Regions from separate parts of the Homo sapiens genome. Here region 1 is linked to region 2. Evidence: chromatin loops called from intact Hi-C (ENCODE). Cell type or tissue: ascending aorta. All regions are shown on one strand. Each heading gives the region's core, and the rest is flanking DNA. Links, peaks and the distances in the headings are about the cores only. Region 1 overlaps ACADL (acyl-CoA dehydrogenase long chain). Region 2 overlaps MAP2 (microtubule associated protein 2).

The links. Hi-C counts contacts between places; a loop is a spot of excess contacts. Peaks named below come from ENCODE experiments on the same cell type or tissue, not always from the same donor. Only the 100,000 strongest peaks of a DNase experiment are listed, where the experiment ranks them.
Region 1: it touches region 2 in a loop (3-fold over the local background); 1 of 110 quality-filtered maps calls a loop at or near these places.

The regions. Positions count from the first base shown.
Region 1 is chr2:210,219,655-210,225,043 of GRCh38, reverse strand. It overlaps ACADL (acyl-CoA dehydrogenase long chain), which reads left to right. Exons shown (of 11, transcript NM_001608.4): 2 at 4,242-4,397. Among named protein-coding and RNA genes, the nearest start is that of ACADL, 3.1 kb to the left of the region's middle. In ascending aorta, for the core only: no CTCF peak of the experiment used is centred there; DNase peaks (open chromatin) are centred at 2,634 and 3,213; H3K4me3 peaks cover 2,763 bases; H3K27ac peaks cover 2,634 bases.
Region 2 is chr2:209,533,505-209,538,893 of GRCh38, reverse strand. The region is part of intron 2 of MAP2 (microtubule associated protein 2); the gene reads right to left. Among named protein-coding and RNA genes, the nearest start is that of MAP2, 110 kb to the right of the region's middle. In ascending aorta, for the core only: no CTCF peak of the experiment used is centred there; a DNase peak (open chromatin) is centred at 2,362.

The sequences.
Region 1 (5,389 bases), core at 292-5,291, 690 kb before region 2:
CCTCCTTTCCTGGATCCCGCGGACTGGGTGCAACCAGCATCTGGGCGGAGGAAAAAGGGGTGTCAGCCGTGCCGCCCCGAGAACAGACCGCCGAGCCCACGTCGGGGAAAGCCGAAAGATTTCTCCAGAAGTTCATTCCGGAGCCCCAATCCAACCCGTCTAGTTCAGCGGCCTGCAGTGGGACCCGGGAGCCTGCGTTTTGGGAGGAGGTGGTCACCCCCTGGGCCCGGCTGCAGGAGCGCGGGCTGCGATCTGTGTCCCAGTTCGAGCTGTGAACCCGGCGTTCCCCACGGCTTAGACTCGCCGCGCGGTAGTGAACTTGGGACCCGGACTCAGTGCCCGGGCTGCGGCGCGGACCAGAATTGTCCAGGACAAACTGGGCTAGAAATGACCTGGCGAGGGTTCCATCAAACAAGGAAATTAGCTTTAGATATATCAACAAATCTAACTAAATACAGAGGATTAATGAAGACAGAGTCTAAGTAGTTCAGTGACTACTAAGGTGGTGTTTATAATATGATCAAAAGTTTCAGATACTGTCTGATGCATAAAATCTATTCACTGGGTAAACAAATTGGAAGCATGGAGAATTCATTATTTAATAAGGGTGAAGGAACTGGCAAATTTGCGAATGACAGCATTGGTGTAAGCTACTCTAATTTTATTTGAGAGCTATGAAACAAAATGCCTACTTTTCCTGGGGAGATTTGGGAAGACGTCACTGAGAAGGTGACTTTTCTTTAGGATACATACTTAACTCTTCCTTGGAACATTATAAGACAGTGATCCTCAAACTTTTTTTTTTTTTTTTTTTTTTTTGAGACAGAGTCTCACTCTGTCGCCCAGGCTGGAGTGCAGTGGCGCGATCTTGGCTCACTGCTGCAACCTCCGCCTCCCGTGTTCAAGCAATTCTCCTGCCTCAGCTTTCCTGAGTAGCTGGGACTACAGGCACGCACCACCACACCCGGCTGATCTTTTTAGTAGAGACGGGGGTTTCACCATATTGACCAGGCTGGGCTCAAACTCCTGACCTCGTGATCTGCCCGCCTCGGTCTCCCAAAGTGCTGCCTCAAAACTTTTTGATAACAGGGCTCCCTTATGCTCTTAAACAGGACCTCAAAGGACTTTTGTTTATGTAGGTTATATCTATCCGTCTGTCGTTATCGAAAGGTATCTACATAACTGAGAAACTTTACAGATATTTAGTTTATTTAAAAGTTACAATAAGAAGCTCATTACATGTTAACATAAATAACAGTTTTTATGAAAAATAACTTTTCCTAAACAGAAAAAAAGTGAAAAGAGTGACATTGTTTTACATTTTTACAACTCCCTTAATGTCTGGCATAATAGAAGATAACCAGATAACTATATCTGCTTCTGTTTTATCCATTGGCGTAAGTTAGTTTGATTGAAGCATGGCAAGAAAATCTACCCTCAAATAGAGAACACTGGAAAAAGGGAGACCTGAGAGACCCTCTGAATGGGCTGGGGGGCTACAGTTTTGTTGTAACAGCTTTTTTACCTTTAATGTGCAAAGGAATCACCTGGGAATCTTGTTAAAATACAGCTTCTGATTCAGTGGGTCTGGGATGGGGCCTGAGATTGTGTATTTATAACCAGCTTCTAGGTGTGTGGAAGGTGCTGGTGGAGATTGTCTCCCTTTTAAAATGTAGGAGACTTTAAAAAAACAATAATAGCCTAGCCAATAAGATTAGTTGCAGTTTATTGCCTTAGAGAAAAAAATGCCAATTTTTCCATTACAGATTTCTTCATCTTTAGACTGAGAAATACATGTTGCAATAAACTTGCTGCCAAGTGTTTTGATTTTCTTCCCTCTGCATATTCTCTCTTGACCACCTTTGACTGACCTGAAAGTCTTTATTCGTTTGGCATTTCTTTTGCTTTCCTATGTCTTTATATATTTTACTTAAAAATATTGCAGAGATTTCCTTAACACAGTACAGGCTATTCAATTTTAAGATCCAGTAAGACTCGATTTTAAATTCTGGCTCTATTGTTTACTCATTATGTTGACAAATGATTCGGTGTCTTACAGCCCCAGTTTCCTAATCTCAGCATATTTTTTTCCTGAGGGAAACTCTCAAGTATGGAAAATCTATATGGACAAATACGTGCTTTATAATTTTATCTCTACTAGCAAGAAAAAGGAGCCGATCATTTCCATTATAGGGATAAAGTAGATGTTAGTTTATTTGATGCAACAGGACAATGGTCAAGGTCCCCTGCATGTCCTGGTCCCCTGTTATCTCTTCTTCCTAGAATCTCTGGCCTCATCTACTCTTCTCAGCCCACTCTGGCTACAATTGCCTCCTTGCTCTTTCTAGAACACATCAGACACCATTCAGACATACAGCCTTTGCTCTAGTTGTTCTTTTGTCCTAAAATTCTTTTATTCTAGAGGTATGCCTGGCTAACTCTATCACCTTCAAGGGTTTGCTCAAATCTCACCTTTCTGGTTTAACCTACCCTGACTGCAGCACTTTTTTTTCTTTTCCTTTTTTTTTTTTTTTTGTTTGTTTGTTTGTTTTTAGTGACAAGGCTCACTATGTTGCCCAGACTGGTTTCAAACTCCTCAGCTCAAGCAATCCTCAGGCCTCGGCCTCCCAAAGTGCTGGGATTACAGGTGTGAGCCACCAAGCCCCGCCTACTACATTATTTCATACGGCAACCTCTGTCTCTGCCTCCCCCCAGGCACATACTCCTGATCCCTTCTCTACTTTTCTTTCTCCATAATACTTACCACCTTCTAAGGTATTATACAATTTGCATATTTATAGTTTATTGTTTATTCAGTTTCCCTTTGTTAGAATGTAAGCTTAAAAGCCAAGATCTTTGTCCTCATCTTAGTCCTTTGTTCGTTATTGTATCCCAAGTTACTAGAACAGTGCCTGGCACAGAATTGGCACTCAGTAAATATTTGCTAACTAAATGAATGAATAAGCCACAAAAAAAATGATACTTAGGGAAAACTTAGAAATAGGTTGTAATAGCGACTGGGCACAATAGCTCATGCCTGTAGTCTCAGCCCTTTGGAAGCTGAGATGGGTGTATCACTTGAGGTCAGGAGTTCAAAACCAACCTGGTCAACATGGTGAAACCCCGTCTCTACTAAAAATACAAAACTTAGCTGGGTATGTGTGGCAGGCGCCTGCAATCTCAGCTACTACAGAGGCTGAGGCAGAAGAATGGCTTGAACCGGGAAGGCGAAGGTTGCAGTGAGCCAAGATTGCATCACTGCATTCCAGCCTGGGCGACAGAGCCAGACTCCATCTCAAACAAAAAAAAAAAAAAAGGAAAGAAACATGTAATAGTAAAAAGTTATTTTTTTAAAAACCCTTTAAGTCTACTTTGATTAATTACATGAAATAGATCTTTTCTGGATAAGGACTAGAAAAGAAAAGGCAGAGTCCAACTAAGGAAGAAATACACTAAATTAGAATTTAATGCAAAATAGAAAAAGCATCCTTTGGCAAGATTTGAATATATGATAAGTTTTTTAGATGTGAACTTGAAAATGTACAAAATGATGCATAGATTTTCAAAATTTCTTTCAGGGGTACTTCAAGGGTAAAAAAGGCTGAAGACCACTGAACTAAAGGAGCTACAAAACTGTCTCATTTGAAGCTTGGTGTGGGAGGGATGGGAGTAGGTCTTAAATAATTCCATTTTACAGAATCTTTATCAGAGATTGATGGGTATTTTTATCTCCACCCAGATTGGCTTTGTAATGTGGCGATTACATCAACATGGTTTGCATCTTATACACCTGCAATTTGAAATTGTGTGATTCTGGTTAAAATACTAATTTTGGAGGCTTTGCATTATTTTAAACATTGTATATGATATGAAAATTTATCAGTATTACTCTACCGTACTATTTGAATTTTACATAATGTGATCCATATGTCACCTGACAATACTACATTTCACCTCAAGTCAGACCTGTGGTTAGTTCTAGGCATCATCTTCTTTAAGGATTTGGAGATGGAGACCGAGTTGAATAATGATAAGGTACTTCTTAATTCCAGCTACATGAGGTAGATCCCATCAAAAGTGGTGGCGCCCAAATTTGAACCCAGCTTTGTCATAATTCAAACTCTTTCTACTTGCCTCTCAAGTTTCTCTGTGAAAGAAATCCATGTTGTTCAGTGGCACTAATTTGGATATGAAGAGTAACAATTCACTTACTTTTCCTATTGCATATATATATTTTTAAGATGTTCTCATTCCGGAGGGGAAGAACGTCTAGAAACTCCTTCTGCTAAAAAATTAACAGATATAGGAATTCGAAGAATCTTTTCTCCAGAGCATGACATTTTCCGGAAAAGTGTAAGGAAGTTTTTCCAAGAAGAAGTGATTCCTCATCACTCAGAGTAAGTGGCACATTTTCCTCTAATGTAATGTATACTAGGGGTATTATAGGACCATTTCCTAGAATGCCATATATTGCTATACAGAAAACATAGTATGTTCAGGGCTTTATTAACATTTTTACTGCTCTTCACTGTAGTACTATAAGATCCCAGGATTCTTAGAGCTTTTTAAATGAATTTTAAAATGTACTATACACAAATAAGAAAATTTGAAAATTTACAACTTAGTCTAAGAGTAGTGTTTTTGAAAACCATGGGTAAGTGGTAACAAAATACTAGTCAATTTCATAGTCTTTCTTTTTCTGCTTCATGAATTAATTAAACTGTAAAAACCCAAAAAGTCAGCACAATGCAAACCTTGGTAAGCAATTGGTTACCTCTGGATAGTTCTTGATTAACTAATTATTATTATTTTATTGACCAGAAACTTATCTATTTCTATTACAATAAGATTTTGCTTCATTTCCAAAATTCACTCAATGCTAGTACAGATGCTCCTCAATTTAGTATGGGGTTACAAGTTGAAAATATCATAAGTCAAAAATGCATTGTTATTATGTTAACACTGTTACTATGTTATTATAAAAACAAAAAAATTCTCGGCACCGTTATTATGTTAGAAGCAGAAATTAGAAGATTAGTAAAATGAAGAGAGAAATGGTTCAGGAACATCATAGGTTTGTGAGGTTTTACACACCTAGCCTACTAAACCCCATAGTTTAGGCCAGCCTACATTAAACATGCTCAAAACAATTACATAAGCCTACAGTTAGGCAAAATCATCTAACACAATGTCTACTTTGTAGTAAAGTATTAAATAACTCATGTAATATATTAAATATATTTAATATATGTTAAAGTGAAAAACAAAATGGTTATATGGATACTTGAAGTAAGCATGTTTTCGACTGAATGTGTATTGCTTTTGCACCATCATAAGTAAAAAAATTGTAAGTTGAACTGTCATAAAGTACAGAGACATCCGTACTTTA
Region 2 (5,389 bases), core at 197-5,196:
AAAGCAACAATGATATTATTTGTTAGCTACTCTAATCTATATATATTTAAATTAATTAATTCACATCCTTCTCATTGAACAAACTTTAGGGTATTCAGCGACAGATTTTATTAAATCAGTGTCATCAATGTTAGGAAAGAAATGCTTGTTTTTTTCAGCATCTCGATTTCACGATGTGTTTTTATTAACTGCAGAGGCAGAAGGGGATAATATGGAAGTTTGATACGTATTTTAATCCAAAGTGTACCAGGCGCTAGCCTTCATCTTTTCCAATGTGTACCACATTTTTCCAAAACCAATTTATTACTGTTCTATTTATACCCAGAGTCATACACAGAGGAAAAAAAAAAAAAAAAAAGGACTCTTCTGTCCGTTTGCTCTGACCTGCTGATTTCTTGAGTTTTGTCTTGTTTCAACTTGATGAAAAAAAAATAGCAGACATTAACCTCACTTCATCATTATTATTTTGCTAAAAAACATTTGAGGAACTTGAACAAATGATATAAATATGGAATATGAACCAATGATATAAAATAGCAAAAATTCACTAACTCTTTTAACCTTAAAAGTCAGTCACCACAAAGTTCATGAATCTAAAATATTAACCTACTCTCCCATTTCTCTCTCTTCTCTAAATATTATTTTCAAGTTCCAGTTCATTTATTTCATTATATCATAAATTGTATTAACCATTTGTAAAGTATTTAACAGAGATAATATTCATAGGCACAAATCCAAAAATTCAAAGTCTCCTCAGCAAAAAATAACCAACAGATTTCTGCGTGAAGACACAGCCAAAGATGGTGTGCATGTATGATCAAAATATTCTACAGTGATGCTCAAGTGAGATAGACTGGGTTCAATCTGCCTGACTGTGACTCTGGGCAAGTTACTTAATCTTGGTGAGCTAGATACTATTACCTATCTGAAGATCAGCAATAGTCACATGCATTGTATTTGGTACAGGTGCCAAACATCAAATATTGTTGATATTATTATTATTTCTGTGCTTATTAATGCTTCTTATGAGCAACAGACTATAAAGGAAATTAACATAGCAATGCTGCTTCTTGATAAAATGAATTAAAGGCTGAATCTGAGGAGGATTAAGGAAATAATTACAAGAATATCAGTGAGAGAGTCTTCACTCTAAGTCCAGGATTTATTAGAATCACCCCATGACTATGTCAGACCTTTAAAATGACTTGACTTGATTACAAACCAAATATTAAAAGAATGGCTACTAGTTTCTCAATACTGTGCTAAATGATGATGAAGGCTGTAATACAATCATGTAAACAAAACTTGTGTATGTACAGAAAGAGTGTACAATATACACATATACCTGTAATTAGCTTCTAATTAATTGCATTATCCAGAAAATCATACAATTTATCTTTCATTAGGATTGGATGAAAGTTTCTGGTGCATTTAACCATTTTACCTAAATGTAGTCTCAGTACAGAAACTGAATTTTTAATTTTTTTCTTAATTATGCTAGTTGCCTTATTGATTTGCACATAAACCTATCCAGGTATAAATTAATTCAACTTATATGGAAAATTTATTGTGTGTTTCTTTCAGTGATTCTTGTAGTTTTGGGGGTCTCAAAATAATTACTATAGTAACATCAAAGATCACTGATCACAGATCACCATAACAGATACAAAAAATAATTTAAAAGTTTGAAATATCGTGAGAATTACCAAAATGTGACACAGAGACACAAAGTGAGCTTATGCTGTTGAAAAAATGGTGCTGACAGACTTGCTTAATATAAGTGTGCCACAGACCTTCAATGTCTAAAACATGCATTATCTGTGAAGCACAATAAAGCAAAAACAATAAAGCAAAGCACAACAAAATTAGGTATGCCTGTATACTCTTGGGCCACTTAGAAAAAAATCCTATAAAACACATGTCCCGCCACTGTGAGCTATCCTTACAGTATGTACACACATAATGAACATATTCAGTGAGGAAACACTGGTTCGATGCAACCCAATAGGATGGAAATTGAAACAAAGGGTGAAGATGAAAACTTCTGTCCTGGATAAACCTAAATTTATGTTCTGTCTGACCACTTAGTGCTTAGACATTTCACAGGTTTATGAAAAAAAATACTATCATATTTTAAAATTTCTTTAGATTAACAAGTAACTCAATTTAAGACACAAAGTGAGGCTCTGAAATAGCTTCATATTCTATTAGTTAAAATCATAGTTGGGGATCCACCATGTCTTGTCTCACCATCACCCAAGACACAGACAAGGCTTCTGTTCACCGGACTCTGGAACCATGTGAGAAGCTGCTGGATTCCACAGCACCCAATAAACAGCTCTCACTTGACTGACAAAGAGTTGCGTGGTGTGTGGAGGGCAGTTCCAAGGTCAACAAACAACATTTTGTTTGGAAGACTGCTGTGACTGAACAAGAGTCAAGAAAACTTTTTTTCTTTCAAGCTATTTGTAGTATAAAGAAGCTGGGTAACAGTATACATTTCTGAGCAAAATTTACCTTTCTCTCTACCTGGGCTCAAGCCCAAAATGAAGCATAGAGATAAATCTGTACAGTCTTTGGTAGGCACTATACTGATAGCTGGAACAATAATAATAATATGACAGTGTTACATCATTTTGCTTATTATTTTATATTTGCATATGTCATAAATAACTGAAATATACTTGAAAACACCTAGTCCAGCTTATGGCACAGATCAGGTTATTAAATGTTTAGGAGAATAAACATTTAACAAACATTTAAACAAATGCTGTCTCACTCTGAGATAGTGCTGAAATAAAAAGCATAATAGTTAAAATACCAATTTATTTTATTTTATTTGTATCCATAATCTGTCTCATTCTAAGAAAGTTTTGAAGAACCTAACTTTCTGTTTCTTAGTATAAAATTCATTCTAGGTTTACAACTGTATTATGAAATATTTGTATAATTATTCAGTAAGCTACAATGAATGGAGCAAAGACCTATTTAATACCAATTCAGTTACTATATTATATAAGAGGTCAGCTTATAGGAGAAGACAATGAGGAACAGCAAATGATAAATAAAATTTTATATTATATTGGCTTTTGTATTATTTTAATCAAATGATTATATTTAATTTGGTGTAACTGAAAAATAAACCTCGAAAAATACCTACAACATAGTATTATTTATTACAAGTTTAATTCTGGCTTTGTAATTTATTAATGGAGTCTAAAACTACAAACCTCCTCAAAATGGATTGACCCTACTGTTTTCTAATTGTTTGTTTTAAAGCTTACTTTTATTTCACAGCCATTGATCAGCTTTCTTCTGCAGAAAAAAAAAAAAAAGACACTTTGCCAGACTGCAAGGGAAGGCTTCACTGAACCATGCATTCATGGCTGAAAATATATTTATGAGAGACGAAAAGATGCTAAGGAGAACATGGACATCTCTGAAGTAGTGAAAAGTGTTCTTAAAGCTTTGCAGGGATCAAAGACCTGTCTACCACAATGTGCAAAATTTATAATTCTAAGTGATCCTTGGAAATGTTATGGTTATGCGGTGAAGTTGTCCAGGATAAGTAGGGAAGCACCTGTTATCGGCATCAAGGGTGTGAACCCTTAGAAAAAATAAAATACAAAGAACAAATTGAGCACATGACACAACTTGGATGAATCTTGAAAACACGTTAGCTGAAAGAATCCAGTCACCAATGTTCACATATTATATCATTCCATTTATATAAATATCCAGAATAGACAAATCTATAGAGACAGAAAGTAGATTACTAGTTGCTTCAGACTGGGGTGGGAGAGAGGAGAAGGGAGGACATGAAAGGGTGGGGAGGTAGTAGCCAGAGGACACTATGGGATTTCTTTCTGAAGTAATGAAAATATTCTAAAATTGACTGTGGCAATGGTGCACATATCTGTTAATATACTAAAAACCACTGGATTTTATAATTCAAATGAGTGAATTATATGGTATATGAATTATATCCCAATAAAGCTGTTAAAAAATGCACGTATTCCATTTTTGGGATGATGGCAGGCAGGGTACATGACCTTGAAATTTCATGTTTCATGAGTATTTCTTCATGTCCTTGCAGACTAACTTTAAAACTCCTGCTATTTCAGAGCAGTGATTCAGTTAAATTTTGAATTGTAACTCTTGTAGAAATTGTGACAATTGAGATATTCTGATTATATAATTCTATGTTCTATGTGAATAAAACTGAAGTCCAGCTTAATTAAAAGAAAAAATGTTGACAGACTCAAGAGCTTGGAATACTTCTAAGTCAGAAGTTAGTTTGAATATTTGACATATTTATAGACCAGGTTTACACAGAGCAATTTAGAAGGGGTAAGCAATGCTACCTTGGTACAATAATTTGAAAACCTCCAGAAATTACTGCCTCCCACCCACCCCCGTACACAACAGTTTCCTCCAGTAGGTTAGACTACTACCATAACCCCCTGGCAAATGACTAAATCACAGACCACATGGCAGCGAAGAGTAAGAACTAGAATGAGACAATCACTGAGCTGGAATTCCTATTTCTCTATTTATCCAAGTGGCCTTGGGCAAAACCATCAACTTCTCTTAACTCTGACTCTTTATCTGTAAAATGGATATCCCAACAGTAACCAACTTGTTGTAAGGGCTAAACAAGATAACACCAGGAGATAGATTAGCCAGTGCTGGACACATACTCAAGAAATGTTGGCTGTTATTAATGGCAAACTAACAAAAGGTCTCACATCAATTACTTGCAGGGCTCAGGAATAATCAAGTTGGTCTATGCTTGAAGGTGGAGGTTCTGAGCACTTTGGCAGGTCTTGGTATTTTGCATAGCCCTTTGGGGTAGCCAGGCTGCTGGACGGCCCTTTGAAGCCAGGTCTCTTGGGATGCCCTAGTTCCTTCAGCCAGCACTCAACTCCCATTCCCTCCAACTGGGTGTGGTCCCTGCTCTCACTCTCCTTGTGTTAATAAAATTCATGGAAAGACCTATCTTTTGCTTTGTCAACTCTCTTACCTAGACCGGCTCCCCTTACCCCTGTCTCAACCTAGTTCTCCCAGGAATGGTTTTGATCTTCAAGCACCTCTCCTGTCCTCTTTGAGGGTGGCATCACATCGATGTCCCTAACACAAACAGATTTAGATCCTCACTGAATCCCTAGAACGAGACAATTCTGTATATCTGAACCAGAAGCATAAGTATGCCTTGAGCATAAACATGGCTTTTGTTTCAAAGAGCTGTATCCTATTAAAAAATAAATCCTCATGTCTTAGAAATTTTTCATACAACAAAAGGCTGAAAGGAAATTTGCCAAAATGCATACTGTAGCTGCATCTGGATGTAGAATCACGGGATCTGTATTTCTTTCTGTTTCTTTACACT